Linked DNA regions of Homo sapiens: region 2 is linked to region 1. The links are chromatin loops, found by intact Hi-C in ENCODE. Cell type or tissue: heart right ventricle. All regions are shown on one strand. Links, peaks and the distances in the headings refer to the core of each region. The heading gives the core; the rest is flanking DNA.

What was found. Peaks named below come from ENCODE experiments on the same cell type or tissue, not always from the same donor. Only the 100,000 strongest peaks of a DNase experiment are listed, where the experiment ranks them.
Region 2: a loop joins it to region 1, with 3 times the contacts of the local background. A loop is called at or near these places in 15 of 110 quality-filtered maps.

What each region holds. Positions count from the first base shown.
Region 1 is chr12:18,425,845-18,434,233 of GRCh38, forward strand. All of the region lies in intron 18 of PIK3C2G (phosphatidylinositol-4-phosphate 3-kinase catalytic subunit type 2 gamma), which reads left to right. It overlaps LOC124902891 (a long non-coding RNA gene), which reads right to left. Exons shown (of 3, transcript XR_007063234.1): 2 at 8,106-8,175. Among named protein-coding and RNA genes, the nearest start is that of PIK3C2G, 170 kb to the left of the region's middle. In heart right ventricle, for the core only: CTCF peaks have their summits at 4,766 and 4,966; a DNase peak (open chromatin) is centred at 4,807; H3K27ac peaks cover 903 bases.
Region 2 is chr12:19,284,421-19,292,809 of GRCh38, forward strand. PLEKHA5 (pleckstrin homology domain containing A5) reads left to right here. Exons shown (of 32, transcript NM_001256470.2): 13 at 3,053-3,136; 14 at 6,257-6,376; 15 at 7,224-7,277. Among named protein-coding and RNA genes, the nearest start is that of AEBP2, 150 kb to the right of the region's middle. In heart right ventricle, for the core only: CTCF peaks have their summits at 4,410 (motif pointing left) and 4,618; no DNase peak of the experiment used is centred there.

The DNA.
Region 1 (8,389 bases), core at 342-8,341:
TTAAGAGTTATTTATAAATGAAATAAAATTTCTAATTAGGCCAATCCATGTAGTGATTTCTTATATTTTGTACTCACAGAGAACTAATTGGATAAATAACTTGAATGCTAGTGGTTTGTCCTTTCTTACACAATATATCCTTGGATTTAAAGTCTTTGTCATCAAGACCTTGACTTTGAATTTTTCATCACTACAACCTTGAATTTAATTTCAAGTCTTCAACATGATGACCTTGAATTTAAAGTCTTCAACACTATGACCTTTATCATATTATTCATAGATGCATCATTTTTGAAATGTAGTATGTAAAAGTATTTATGGGTTGTTTATTAACAAAAAAAATTCTTTGCGATGTCTCATGTGGTTTAAAATTACTATTTCTGTTTTGTTTCTCCTTTATACACTTGACTATCTAACTTTGTGATAAGTGACATGAATTTTATGTTAGGATTAAGTGTGTTTTCCTGAAACATTGATTTTTTTTTGTGATTATATAATTGAGAGTTAAGAATAAAATCCTTCTAATGTTAAAAACTCACTTATTAAAAACAAATTTTGGTTCCAATCCTGTTTTCAAAAAACGATTTATCCTATTATCACCTACACTTGATTCTATTGAACATAATATTCTTTGCATACTGTTCTTCCTACTTTCCTTTGTATTGTTAACCTTGTTGATTCAATTTTAATTTCATAGGACAAAGTTTTAACAATTATAAGTTTCAATGACCTAAGGATAAAATTAGATCTATGTTTTACTCTCCTGAATGTATGACAGGCATCATTTAGTTGCTTTGATTGATAGTTAAGACCACTAAATAACAGGAAAACAGCAAGTCAATATCATTTTGGAGTGTCATATTTTTCTGCTTCAAGAAATGTTACTCATAATGAGATCACTCTTCTCATGAAAATCACTCAAGAAGATGTAGCAAAGAAGATACACAGGAACTTGGTCGGAGACTGTTTGATTTGATGCTTATTTTCATTTTAAATGCCTAATTTAAAAAGCAGAACAATTCCTCTAGCATGTTATTATAATAAAACATAAGATACATTGACTGGCATGAGGCCCTTCCATGAATAGACTCTTATTAAAGCTCTGAATGAAGTCTTATTTTCTTCAGTTTTTCAGAAAGCTACTTTGGGGCAAAGGAAAGTTAAGTGGATACACTTTGTGGTGTTCTGCTGTCATATTAAATGTAAGACTCCATTAAACTCAATGTTTAATTCCCTTAAAACTTTACTGTTTTTTGCATGCATTATTAAAATGCACACATATTAAAAAAGTAACATAGCCAGATAACAATTTTTATTTTAATATTTGAACAAAAATATAAAAATATATAAAGTATAAAATATATAAAAGACAATGTTTTAGGCGGGCGTGGTGGCTCACGTCTGTAATCCCAGCACTTTGGGAGGCCAAGGCTGGTGGATCACCTGAGGTCAGGAGTCCGAGATCAGCCAGGCCAACACGGTGAAACCCCCATTTCTACTAAAAATACAAAAATTAGCCGGGCCTGGTGGCGGGCGCCTGTAATCTCAGCTACTCAGGAGGCTGAGGCAGGAGAATTGCTGGAACCCGGGAGGTTGCAGTGAGCCGAGATCGCGCCATTGCACTCCAGCCTGGGCTGACAACAGCGAGACTCCATTAAAAAAAAAAAAAAAAAAAGTTTTAAAAGTATATTAAAAATATAATAAAATATTAAAGACTTATTCTAATTGACTAACGATTGTTAAAATACTTGGACCACCTCAGTAAGTTCTTCATTTGCTAAAGTTGTATGAAAAGTGGAGTCATTTGAAAGGCAACAATGGGTGCACACAAAGTGGTAAATCAATGTCATACTTGCAAATTCATGTAAACACAATTACGTCACTGTTTCCAAAAAGGTTGGAAGGGAAGCTTTTTTGTGTATAATTCTCATCCTTTCGAAAAAAAAAATCAAGCCCATTTTTCCTTTCAGTGATTCAAGGAGAAACTAAGAAGGAATAGAAAAGAATATAAATTATAAATGGACTGTTTGTTTTGAGAGCTTTGTTTGTAAGAATATGAAAAAAGAGAAATAAAACAGGAAGGAGTTTTCTTTAACTTTTAAGTCCAGGGTCACACGTGTAGGTTTGTTACATAGGTAAACATGTGTCATGGGGATTTATTGTGCAGATTATTTCATCACCCAGGTATTAAGCCTATGACCTATTAGTTATTGTTCCTGATCCTCTAAGGGGGGAGATTCAAAAGTGCCTACATCCCCTTAAAACAAATAAAAATTAAGAATCAGGCAACATGCACTAAGCATAAAATAATATTAATTATATTTAAAATATATCAGAGTTAAAAAATATAGCTCAAGCCAAGCATCATATTTAGGGAGTGACTGCTTCTGTGCAAAATGTTTGTGTTAAAACTTTAAAGATGCAGCTCCCATCTCACGATTCATGAAAAAAAAATACTCAAAATATCTTTCCTTAAAAAAAAGTCTTATTTAAAAAAAAAAAAAACTAGAAACCCATCAGTCATGAGTTTATGAGATTTTTTTTCACGTGGATGAATTACTGCTTCCTCAGATTCACCATATTCAAAACTGAACTAAATATCCTGTCTTGCTCACACAGGTCTTGAGGTCTTCCTTGTTTCTCACTAACATGACCAATTATTCACCAAGCCCTATAACTCTATATATCCTCAACAGCGCTCCCTGCTCCACAACTTCCACCTGTCACTATCAGTGATCAGAAAGTTGCCTCACCAGATACTGAGCTATGAATAAGTAAGATTGGAATGAAAACCATCTTGACTACTTGGCATCACTGTGGGTAGCCTTTCTGAGAGGTGAAATTGACTTAGGCTCACGTGAGTCTCTTCCACTGGAAGAGTGAATGTAGGATGAATAGCCCCTATTTTCCAAGGCAAGTGAGTTAACTAGAAGCTTTGTGTTTGAATTTAAAAGCTTTACCTCACAGTTTGCATCCTAAAAGGTGGCTATAAATGGGAACCATAACATTTGGAGCTTATGCCCAGGAGGCCCCTCCCCCATTATGTAACAATTAATTACAAAAGCTTAAATGTAGTGCCCCTTTCCATTTGGAATAGGAAACACTTTAACCACTAGTCAAGTATTGAGTTGAGTGGTGGCCCCAAAGAAGATATGTCCACAGCCTAACCTCAGAAACCTGTGATTTGTGAATGTGACCTTATGGAGAAAAAGGGTCTTTGACGATAGAATTTAATTAAAGATCTTGAGATTAGTTCCCCCTGGATTATCAGGGTGAGCCCTGAATCCAATGCCAAGTGACCTAAAGAGAGGCAGAAGAGGAGAAGACACACACAGAGAGAAGGTCATGAAAAGGGAGGCATTGATTGCAGCCTCAAGCCAAGGAATGCCTAGAGCTACCATAAGCTGGAAGAGGCAAGGAAGGTTCTCCCCGGAGCCTTGGGAGAGAGCACAGCCCTGCTTACACCCTGATTTTGGACTTCTGGCCTCCAGAACTGTGAGAATACATTTCTGTTATCACTAGTTTGTGTTAACTTGTTACGGCAGCCACAGGAAAATAATATAACAGACTTTATGAAGGCTCTGAGTCAATTGCCTAGGATGTCACATCATCAGGAAGCTTTCCCTGACCCTCTCCCAGCCACCATCTGGGATTGAGTATTGCTTCCACATCATGTCAAACAGCATACTGTTCATGACTCTGCCAGACATCATATCACACTCCCTTGACACCACTGCTGCCCTGTCCCTTCCCCCTCTTAGTCCACAGAGTAGCTCAAGACAGCAATCATGTCACACTCTTCCATGTACCAATCCAGCACAGTATCTGAAACTCAGTAGATACTCAAAAAATGTTTTAAAAATTATGAATCCACAGAAATGTCTGTAAGGCCATCAATATTTTCACACACAGTACTGGAAATTCCATGGTACTCAGGGAATATGAAATTGGGCACTGTCAAAGGCACTGCTGTGCGCCTCTACCTGGCTGCTGCACCCACTCCCATCTGCTGCAGTGACTGCTAACAAAATACGGCCCCTTCTCTGGAGAATTAGCCTCTGATTCCACAGCCCCCTGGCCTACGAAGTGGGAAAATCTCTAAGATATAATTTACATTCCAGAGCCTCCCCATAAATCAGATCAAGGTTAGACTTGACCCGAGATCTCATCCTTGTTAATTCCTTTCCCTTCCCTATAATTCTGCTCTTACTCCCTCATAAGATTTTTCCTGAAGAGCACTTCTTCAGTAAATCACAAACAGTGAAATTCTGCCTCATGTCCTGTTCTAGAGAACCTGACCTACAATAAGTATTTCTTATGGAAGATAAAAATTTAAATATGTGTTTTTAGAAACTGGAGCATCAGTATGCTATGGGATACATCGTAGGTAGAACAACAGTATTGCAGTCTTTCCCACTCCTCCTACCAAGTCTGATTGAACAAACTCCAAGAGAGAACCAATTGGAATGAAAAACTGTCTGGTAGGAAACCATATTATAACACAGCTCCTTTTATAAGGTGTCACTTAAGGCACCTAATGCAAAAATCTCTTCAAAATGTTCCTTTCAAAGTATGGGGATAACCTGAAGTGAGGCTCCCATTTGCAAGCTCTATCAATGTAAGGATCTTTTTTCTGCTTTATTCACTGATATATCACAAGTACCTAGAACAGTACTTGGCACTTTATAGACATTCAATAATTTACTATTCAATGTATGAATAGGATTAAGTTTCCTGGACTCAGCTGTGCACATGCAGACTTATGTCGATAGGGGGTGGAGGAGAGCTGCTTCAGAGGTCAACTAAGAGCTGGCCTGGCTAAAGCAATTCCAGGAGATTGACCTGATCAGAAACGAGGCAATGGATATCACTAGTGAAACCAAAACTGGAGAAGAGGGAGAATGTGAGCAGAAGTCCAGGACAAACCAAGACAGGAGTTAGGGCCTAAGAACAAGTTGATGGAGCAGCATCTTCTGTACCAGTTGAGAAAACCACGAAATGAATTAAGCCAATGTTGTCTCTGGTACAGGGTATTAAATGACCATATCCTGTGACTTTAATATGCTATCCATAAAACTGAGATGATCCAAAAATCTGTCCATTTTTTTTTTAAATAATCTTCCCTCAACTCTTTTATCTAAAATTTTGGGGGCAAGTTCTCAAGTCACAGATGACTTTAAATAAAGCAAAAAGATGTGGAAATTTGGCATCATGAGATTCAAAGTCACAGTTGTCTCTCTCACCCGCCTCTCCACAATACGTATCCCCTAATGCCTGAAATTCTCTCATTTGCAAGTCACTCCTTGAGGTTAAGTATTGCTCTCTTCCAGCAGTTCTCTTCTAATATGAAAATATATATATTCTGAACCTAATGATTATGGGAATTAGTTTATCATTTTTTCATTAATGTGACAAACATAGAGATGATGGACACTGTTGAATGATTAACAATAAAACAAAGGATGATCCTTGCCTTAAAGAAGCTCAGGGGCTAACATTAGCATCCAGGCAGGAGGAAAGAGCCCACTGGCCACGTGGCAGGGACAGAGTAGAGAGAGGGAACTCAACAAATTTTGTCCACTTTACAGTTTTGCCTATGACCTTTTCCAAATAAAAGCAGAGAGGCAAGGCCAGACATCCAGTGAGTAAAAAAGTCTGTGTGCTCCCATTCTGTCAGTTTTAAATACTGATAAAGGCTTACAAATGAATACACAAAGGAGGTAAATGCTCTCTCTTTTTGTTTTGATGTCTGGAACACTCCCTGAAGCAAGGGGAAAGAGCTGTACTTCAGGGAGGTCTTGCAGAGCAATACAGCACACATGATACAGAATCCATAGGGGGCTTTAAAGCCTCAGCCCTTTACCTTTGAGAATCATTATTTTGCAACTAATTTATTTTTTTACCTTTACAATGTAATAAATGATGAATTATTGCTTCATCTTTTGTTAGGGAAAGATATGTCTCACTGACTTTTAATATTGATCTGCTGTAATCATCTTTCCACTTTGTTGTCCTCAGAAATGTATACACAGGATAGAATCCCTACCTTCAGCAACTTGCTTAAACCAAAAGCAACTGTTCTCTATCCCAACCAACCTGAAGGAAAAGAGGCAGATAGTGGTAACAAGGTTTCCTTTGTACACAATAATCTGTAAAATCCATTAGCATAGTTTTCCAGTGAAGGCATAATACAGGAACAGTTGTTTTTGTCTGTTTTGTTTCTATTTTATGCAATAGAGATTTTATGTAGTTCCTTTAATAAAAAGATTTTTAAAATACCATACAATCTTTAAATAAATTTGGTGTCATTTAAGCCTTATTACTGCTAATAAATATCTATGAAAATAGAATCTTATACAAACTTCTACCACAAATCAAGTCAAAAGCCAAGAAAAGAGCTCCAGCATCAATGTATCACTGGTTTAAATCATTTTTCCCTCAAAATCTTCTATTTTGTTAAGAAAAAGTGAAGAGTTATGGAAATGAACATTATGTATATACATAATGAACTCAAATGTTGAAACTTGGACCCACCCAGGCCTTTGGGAACTGAGCTTCCTAATCCACTGTCCAGCAATTTTTCATTATAATAACCACATCCAATTACATCACTGCTTCCTTAGATAGTAATCTGGTTTCCCTATAATAATGTTAGTCCCCCACTGTCATAGTTTATACTAGAGATTTGGGTTAAGTCCCTGAAAAGCAGTATTATAGTGTTTAATTATTTATTGTTTCTCAATCAGACTGACTTTGCTCTAGCCAACAAAAAATATGGTTGGCAAAAAGGCATTCTGTTTAGAAATTATTCTTGTCTTCTAATAATATTTGAATTTGGCATCCAAAAGGAATACACTAACAGATATTCATAGAGTTACAGTATTTTGAAGCCAAATGGGACTTGAAGGATCATCTGCTATCCCAGAAAGGGATCTCAACATGTTAAGTGATTTTTCCAATGACAATCATCTAAGCTGACTGAAGAATTGAAATTAAAATACGTTTATGATATCTCATGCCCAATTCAGATTTCTTTCTAATTCAACATCTACTTTCAAAAAAGGGTAATTTGAAGAATTCAGGAAATGTTTGTTTTTTCTATCAATTAGGAACTCATTCAAGTACTGAAGATGTGACTTTTTTTTTTTAACTTAAGAGCAAAACTGAAATGAAAACCATATTGAAAATTGAGATATTTAAAAGCTCAAAATTGTTGCCCCTAGTTGTTGGCATGACTCACAAGTGCTGTCAGTTGTAAATGTTAATAAGTAGGTATATACAATAAGCCCACTAAAATTGTATCCTTGAAGGAGCTTTGAAGTAGATAGCAGATTGTTTCCAGAATCTTTCTTTTATAGTGTCTAATTGATATTTAAAACATTAAATGTGTCCCGGCGTGGTGGCTCATGCCTATGATCCCAGTACTTTGGGAGGCCGAGGAGGGTAGGTCATGAGATCAGGAGTTTCAGACCAGCCTGCCCAACATGGTGAAACCCCATTTCTACTAAAAATACAAAAATTAGCTGGGCGTGGTGGCAGGTGCCTGTAATCCTAGCTACTTGGGAGGCTGAGGCAGGAGGCTGAGGCAGGAGAATCACTTGAACCCAGGAGGCGGAGGTTACAGTGAGCCGAGATCACGCCATTGCACTCCAGCCTGGGTGAAAGAGCTAGACTCCATCTCGAAAAAAATAAATAAATAAAAATAAAACATTAAGTGTGCTCTTTTAGTTTTACTATTAAACCATGAGTTATGATAACAATAACTGAGTAATCTACTTAGTAGACTCACTTTGTACTTATTTTTCAGCACCTATTTCATAAAACCAAGACTTTCTCAGTTTTCTCAAAAACACTGTTCAATTAAGCAACTACCAATTATGCTAATACAATTAAGTCACCCATTTCATCAAGTTAAATGAGTTAGAAAATAAATCCCTCTAGGATGGGAAAGAACATGACAATAATAAAATGTAGGCAAATGAGTGTTTGGTTTCCTTCCAACTAAAAATACACAGTAAGCAGTAGGGTACAGGCCTGAAGGACAGGGAAAAGATCTGGGATGGTGACAGAAAATTGAATGTCATCAGCTCATTGATGGGACTTACCCAGAATCCTTTCATCTTATGGCTCAGTCATTCCCTATCCTCATCCATTGGTGCTGCAGTAACAGAATATCTGAGAAATAAACAACAGAAATTATTTCTCTAAGTTCTGGAGGCTGAAAAATCCAAGATCAAGATGCTAGCAGGTTTGGTGTCTGGTAAGGGCCCAGTCTCTGCTTCCGAGATTGCACCTTGAACACTGCATCTTCCAGAGGAAAGGACTGTTGTTCCTCATGTTGTAGAATAGTGAAGAAAAGCAAACTGACTTTTGGGAGACTTTTTTATAA
Region 2 (8,389 bases), core at 298-8,297, 860 kb after region 1:
ACTGTCTTCTGGCATACCTGAAATTTTGTATCAAGCTCATCCTGTTGTTCATGAGGATAAAAGTGTTAACTTTATCTTCTAACCAATGAATATATGGCATATTGAGATAACTCCTTAAACACTCGATTTAATATTGTAGCTTAATGGTATGTATACATTTTAAAAATGGAGATCATGTTTTACTTTGTATATTAAGTTGGTTTAAGCATTGCTTAGTATAGATTATTTGAAGTGAATTCAAAGTGCTTTGTATCAATCAGCTTTTCATAATGCTAAAGCAGTGGCTTTGATTAGTCAGCTAGTACACAACCAGTTCCCTAATGTCTATCCTAAAGTGCTTTTTTTTTCATACTGAAGAGTTCTTTGACCGGACATAGTGGCTCACACCTGTATTCCCAACACTTTGGGGAGCCAAGGCCATAGGATCACTTGAACATGGAAGGTTGAGGCTGTAGTAAGCTGTGATTGCACCACTGCACCCAAGCCTGGGAGACAGAGCAGGACTCTGACTCAAAAAATAGTAATAATAAGTTATTGCTTTATACTGTTTTAAAATGCTCTTTTCTTATCCTTGTGACAAGCTGATTTCTTCAGCTGCGTTATTACCTAAGCATTTGCTTGATATTTCCATAAATAAGCATTTGTTAAGATTAATAGATTAATCAGGAATTTTCCTTTGAAGAAAGTTTTAATTTGCCTCACAACAAAAGGCTCACTTTGAACTCCATCGTAACAAAGTTCAGTGTTTCCTCACTTTTTCCAAAGACTAAATCATGATTGATAAAAATAGTAACAATATATAAGAAAAATCTGATCTAATACAACTTAATGTGTATGGTCTAACAATTGGCTCTAAATTACATGCTCTCATGGTTAATAGTATTTTTCATGTTCTTGGCCAGAATATATCATCTGTTTCGACAGCAAATATGAGATGAATCTATATTCTCTATCCAATTCTCAACTGTCTGCTACTGCTACTCCCAAAAGACTTCTCCAAAATTGCCAAATTTTTCTTTCAAACTATCCTATCCTCTTCCTTGATCTAGATCAGTGGTTCTTAAAGTGTAGTTCATGGACCCCTGTGGGGGTTCCCTCCCATGACCGTTTCAGGGAGTCAAAACTATTTTTATGATCATAATAAGGCATTATTCATTGTGTTCCTATTTGCTCTAGTAGTGCAGAAGCGATGGTGAGTAAAATTTCTGGCACCTTAGCATAAATCAAGGCAGTGGATCCAGACTATGCTAGTGGTCATTGTAGCCCTCCCTGCCACACACTTGAAGTAAAAAATAAAGTATCAGGTTCACTTATAAATCTCATTCATGAAACAGTAGAAAATAATTTTATTGAACCTTAACATTTTGTTACATATTCTTTTACTATTACTTGTGATGAAATGGTAAATGCATAAAGCATTTCTATGGCATACCAAAGTGCTAACCGTTGTCTCACAGTAAAACACATGATGGAGTTGCAAGCTGAATTAGTTCCTTTTATTGTGAAACATATTTTTACTTGAACAAAAGACAACTGTCAATATTCAGACGTGGTATTTGATAGACACACTTTCTCAAAGTGAATGCTATCCTGTCACTTCAAGGAAAACAACTGACAGTATTTGTTACTGATAACAACGTTTGAGTTTTCAAGCAAAAAATAGAATTTTGAAAATCATGTATCTGCCACCCTGAACTTGACAGCTTTCCGGTGCTTAAAGATTGGCGGTGATATTAACAGTTGTGATGTTTTTATATTGTATACTGACATATGTCAATATTTAGAACATTGCATAACTCACTGAACCAATATTTTCCAGATGACCAGTGTTTGATGTCACAAGATTCATTTAAAGTACAAATAGACCAAGTGGATATTAATGTAACAGAGTATCAAAAGTTCATTGATAAGGTTTCAGATATCACTTTGTAACTAACCTTTAAAAAATATCAGTTTTTTGAGCTATAGCGCAGTGTCAAAGATGAACATCTATAATTATCAAGAAAAACTATTAAAATTCTCTCCTTTTTTCCAACTATATATATTGAGGGTAGATTTTCTTCACATACTTCCACTAAAAGAGATTATCACAACAGATTAAATACAGAAACAGATACAAGAATCCAGCCAGACATTAAAGATTTGCAAAACTGTAAAACAATGCCACTCTTGCCACTAAATTTTCTTTTTAAGAATATAAAGGGATCCTGAGGTCAAAGAGTTTTTGAGAACCTCTAAACCAGATTTTAGAATTACTCTGTTCAGGCCGGGCAAGTGGCTCAAGCCTGTAATCCTAGCACTTTGGGAGGCCGAGGTAGGTGGATTGCTTGAGGCCAGGAGTTCGAGACCAGCCTGGCCAACATGGTGAAACCCCGTCTCTACTAAAAATACAAAAATTAGTCAGACGTGGTGGCATGCGCCTGTAATCCCAGCTACTTGAGAGGCTGCGGTAGGAGGATCTCTTGAACCCAGGAGGTGGAGGTTGCAGTGAGCTGAGATCTTGCCATACACTCCAGGCTGGGCAACAGAGTGAGACTCTGCTTCAAAAAACAAAAAAAAAAAGAATTACTCTGCTCATCCACATCATTATTTTTTTAGATGGAGCCTCGCTCTGTTGCCCAGGCTGGAGTGCAGTGGTGCTATCTCGGCTCACTGCAACCTCTGCCTCCCGGGGTCAAGCACTTGTCCCACGTCAGCCTTCCGAGTAGCTAGGATTACAGGCCCACGCCACCACACCTGGCTAATTTTTTATACTTTTAGTAGAGAAAGGACAGGGTTTCACCATGTTGGCTAGGCTGGTCTCGAACTCCTGACCTCAAGTGATCTGTCCACCCTGGCCTTTCAAAGTGTTGGGATTACAGGCGTGAGCCACCGCACCCAGCCCCACATCAGTATTTTATGTCAAGAAATGTTAGTCTCTATCATCTTTCATAAGCACTAATAGCAATTTTAAATGGTATTTCATAATAGGAATTTAAGATTTCTCCTTGCTGACATTGATAAGAAAAAAAAAACTTTACCACAGAATTACATTGTGCCTTTACTTTCCTAGCATGTCTATGTGCCTGACAGAAGGTCAGTGCCAGCTGGCCTGACTTTACAGTCTGTTAGTCCCCAGAGCCTCCAAGGGAAAACGGTGAGTAATATCTTTATTTACCATACCATGTTTTATTTATGTGCTGCACAGGAAGGTACATATCTAACATAATTTTTAAGTTTGAATTTTCAGAGGTTCTCCCAAAGAAAAAACATTACTGCTTTTGTGCAAGAGATGCTCATCAGAATTTGAAATCATGTAGCCATTTCAGTGTTTTAGTGGATACCTTTTCCTAAGTGTCTGACTGGCCAAATAAAAGATTATATTTTGAAACTTTATGGCCGGGCACGGTGGCTCATGCCTGTAATCCCAGCACTTTGGGAGGCCAAGGCAGGCGGATCGCTTGAGGTCAGGAGTTCAAGACCAGCCTGGCCAACATGTTGAAACCCCATCTCTACTAAAAATACAAAATTAGCCGGGCATGGTGGTGCGTGCCTGTAATCCCAGCTACTTGGGAGGCTGAGGCAGGAGAATCACTTGAACCCAGGAGGTGGAGTTTGCAGTGAGCCGAGATCCTGCCATTGCACTCCAGCCTGGGCAACAGAGCAAGACTCTGTCTCAAAAAAAAAAAAAAAAAAAAGAAACTTTATTGTATGAACTAGGTGGGTTTCTTTACTTTCATTCCCTTATCCTTAAAACAGAAGTTGCAGTAATTCATTAGTGAACAAATCCAGCAAGCAGTTATTTGTAGTCAAACTACCAGCGTATTAAGTTTTTCGTGTGAATTTTTAGATTAACTTCTTTAGAGCTGTTTGTAAAATAAACTGATTTACATATCAGCAGAAAAAGACTGTAACAAGCGTTCGATCAAAGCAAGTATTTACCATTACCATTTCATTGTCAGTGTTATGTTAATTGGAAAGGAGTTACATTAGCAGGACACTTCTTCTAGTTAAAGAGAAAAGATGACTTTTCCTCACTTCAGTTTATTTTAATGGTATTCTTTTATCAGGGGCACTGGCTTTATTGTCAGTAGATAACCTCAGTTTCTGTAAAGATGTGATTTTAGCACCTGTGTGTATAGTTGTTCATTATTTAAAATTCTCTTCCTGCAGTAATCAAATTCATCTTATGTGTTTTGTAAAAACATTGTTTTATTTTATCTTTTACACATTTAGATAAAATGAAATATTTCCTTGCTTTAAGCTTCCTGCAGTTTATTTGCCAAAGATTATTTGATTAAGACTAAGGACTTTTAAATGTGGGAATCTTAAAACATTAGATTGTTGGCCTGACAAATAGTCATTAATCATAGAGTAAATGCTAAATAGCATACCACAAATGTTTCTCTTCTGCCTTGCTCCCTCTAGTGGATATTTAGCCAAAATTTATTTACCACCACCTACTTTCTTTGGTCAAATGTGCCTCTTTATTTGGCCTCAAAATCTAAATAAAGTTATTGGTATCTTTCATCCTTTTGAAAATCTCTTAGTCTGTTTAGCTCCATAAATAATAAACCAGAGTTTCAGTATTCCTTGCGGTATCACTCTGGGTTCTTAGAATATCTAAATCCCTTTGCCCATCTTACCTTCTCCCTGGCAAGACCTCAAGTGTTGGAGATGATGATCATAAAACAAGGACTATCCTAGCATCATGAGGTCACGAGATAGGATTGGCATCAGAGCAAAAGCAACTGTTCTTTTTCTCTTACATGGTTTATTTAAATCTCATACACCAAATATTCTTTGACCATTTAATATACAGTAAAAAACTGTTGTCTCACCTGTGGATACCCAGTTTTATCTAAGGAATCCAATAGTAACTTCTGCTAACACTTTTTCTTCTGAAGGCAATAATTTTTAATATGATTTTGGATAATGGTTAAAAATGATTTCTGTTTTTGAAAAGAATTGTCAGAAAATAAAGAGCAATAGCAAATAAACAGAACGGAAGAGAGTTAATGCAATGCTGTCGTGTAGGCAAAACAAACCAATCTTGGGAATACTTTTTAGCCTGGAATTTTTAAGAGTACATTGCAGCACTCCAGTGAGGAAAGCCTGTAGCCTGCTTTCAGTTGTTAATCATAACAAAGCTCAGAGAAATACCAAGTAATATTTTATGGGCTATAAGAATGCCAATGATCATACTTTACTGTATTTCTAAGAAAAGTATATTAAATTGGCCCATTAAGGAATTTCATCCACTGTTGAAAATTTATTTTCCTTTGGATCACAGTCACCAATCAGGAACCAAAAAAAGGTTCTCTTCTTTTCCCAGAGTGAAGAAGGAGGGTTTATGTGCCCATGGAAACTCTCTTTTTCTTAAAAAATAAAACTGATCTTTTGGTCATAAAAAATGCTATATGAAAGCACTAACAGTGACATTTCAGAGTATAACTGGGAAGCAATTAATAGAACCCAGATCCCAAATTTAATAATGTGAAGATATCCAAGTTTTATTTTATTTTATTTTATTTTTATTTATTTTTTTATTTATTTATTTTGAGATGGAGTCTCGCCGTGTCGCCCAGGTTGGAATGCAATGGCGTGATCTCGGCTCACTGCAAACTCCACCTCCTGGATTCAAGCGATTCTCCTGCCTCAGCCTCCCGAGTAGCTGGGATTACAGTTGCGTGCCACCATGCCTGGCTAATTTTTCTTTAATCTTTAGTAGAGGCAGGGCTCAGGCTGGTCTCGAACTTCTGACCTTGTGATCCGCCTCCCTCAGCCTCCCAAAGTGCTGGGATTACAGGCGTGAGCCACTGTGCCCGGACTACATTTATTTTAATTATTTTATGTAGTTCTGTTAGAAAGTTGGACATGCAGGTATTTGTACTATTGCTGGGAAAAGGTGTAATTTTTTTAGATATCTTAGTAAAATATCTTTTAATAATTTTTTAGTAGCACTTATGTACAAACCTTTATAATGTTTTTTTGGCATTGTGCTTTTTTGTACTTAACATTTAAATGTTCTCATGAGTTCTGAGAAAATGCCTTAATTTACTGTTGTTTTGCTGTATCTTTTAAAGTAACACTGTTCCTTCTATTTCTCTAGATATCTATGCATTTATGTAGGACCTATCATCATAGTGCCTAGGCACTATGTTTGATGTCAACCATAAGAGGAAACTTGCCAAGAAATCTTGGTTTAATATCTGTCACTTAAGACAACAATTAATCTGTTTTCCACTGTTTGGATTCTTAAATTGTACTCCTTCAGCCAGAGGAGCTTACGCTGCTGCTAATAAAGCTGAGACGGCAGCAAGCCGAACTGAGTAGTATCCGGGAGCATACGTTAGCACAGCTCATGCAGCTAAAGCTTGAGGCCCACAGCCCAAAGGTCAGCTATGGAGAGATTTGTCTGTGTCGTCTGCCATCATCTCTTATTTTGAAACACTCATCAGTCAATATGATCAGCATCATTAGTGTTGAGCATGAGCCCATACCATCATTATAGTGACAACATTAGAATCTCCTATTAACCCTTTGAGAATTCAACTTATTTATACATTACTGAAAGAAAATACAGGTAGGGTGCATTTCTTCTTAGCCTTCTACCCCACCCGCTCACCCACTGGCTTTTGGTTTTGAGGAAGGCAATGCGTACAATACTTCATGTACGCATTAACTTCATGTTGTTACTCACTGAATACTGTGACTTCCATATCTGGTAAAACAAATATTGAGAAGTCCTATAATTTCCAATAAAACAATAAATTAAAAATTCATTATAGCTTTAATAATACTGCCTTTTAAATGTTAAAAATTAATTTTAAAATGTCTTATTTTTAATGAAAAGAACGAACACATAACCGTTTCTCAAAGGGTTTATAGCTCTGGTTATATAAGAAAGATCTTATTTAAAGAAGTAGTACTATATTAGAGGAAATAATTGACATGTAAAAGTTCTAACAGTCAGTTTGCTAAAGCTATTTTAAGGAATTTTTCTGCTTAATAGTTCATTGTTCATATGCATGTCTACGTAATTTCTTACAAAACAAAATATAATTTTGTAATTTAATATGTCAGCGGTACCATTTACAGGGGAGCATGTGCGTGAAAGTTGTCGTGTACTGTGATATAATAGGTTGTAGTAAATTACCTGTTTTTCTTATTCCAAAATTGACCTTTTCTTGAATTCCACATCCTCTTTCTCTGTCCCTTTTTTCTTAATTGGTGCCTACTAGAATGAAATTCTTTCACATCATCTCCAAAGGAACACCATATATTTGGATCATCAGGTGGGATTCATAGAGATTTTCTTACTTTTAATACTTAATAGAACTTCTTAAATATAATACAGTTTTTCAGGCTTCTCAGCTATTTCAGTCACGTTGAATTAATAACATGACTTTTACAAGTGATAGAATATGAAATCTCTGACCAGGTGGATTCAGGAATTCCATAATAAACAGGGAGAAAGGACAGGTGTGGAGGTAAAGAGGGATACAAATGCTGGGTCACCTGAAATTGAGGGCCTAAATTCTCTAGACTTCGTTCTTCTTATCCCATTAAAACACCTACTCCTTGAGGCTTATCTCAGCTTGGAGCTGACCTAATTAAAGGAACAGACACCAAGCTGTGAATTGTCTTGTTGGAAGGCAAGAAGGAGGGTGAATGTAGTGTGCTCTGTATTCCTAAAGGGGAGTTTAAAGGTGGGTGAAGTTGGCTGGATGCAATGGCTCATGCCTGTAATCCCAGCACTTTGGGAGGCTGAGGCAGGCGGCTCACTGGAGGCCAGGAGTTCGAGACGAGGCTGGCCAACATGGAGAAACCCTGCCTCTACTAAAAATACAAAAATGAGCCGGGCGTCACAGTGAACGTCTGTAATCCCAGCAGCTTGGGAGGCTGAGGCATGAGAATTGCTTGAACCCGGGAGGTGGAGGTTGCAGTGAGCCGAGATCATGCACCACTGCACTCCAGCCTGGGCTACAGCGCAAGACTCTGTCTTAAAAATAAAGAAACAGAGAAAGAGAGAGAGGGAGGGAGTAAGGGAGGAAGGAAGATGGGTGAAGTGTGTAGTGGAGGTGATTTGCAGTTGCCTGTCCTTATTCCCTGTTTGCTGTGTACTTCCAATGTTTGGTCTTTGCCAACGTGTGTAGAGCCAGTTTTATAGGAGGCTCACATTCCTAGCATTACCTCAGTGGTGGCACCAGGTGTGCCTGGTTGAGGTGAATGTTCAAAAGTGAAAATGGCAATGGGCCGGGTGTGGTGGCTCCCGCCTGTAATCCCAGCACTTTGGGAGGCTGAGGCAGGTGGATCACCTAAGGTCAGGAATTTGAGACCAGCCCAGCCAACGTGGCGAAACACCGTCTCTACTAAAAATACAAAAACTAGCCGAGCATGGTGGTGT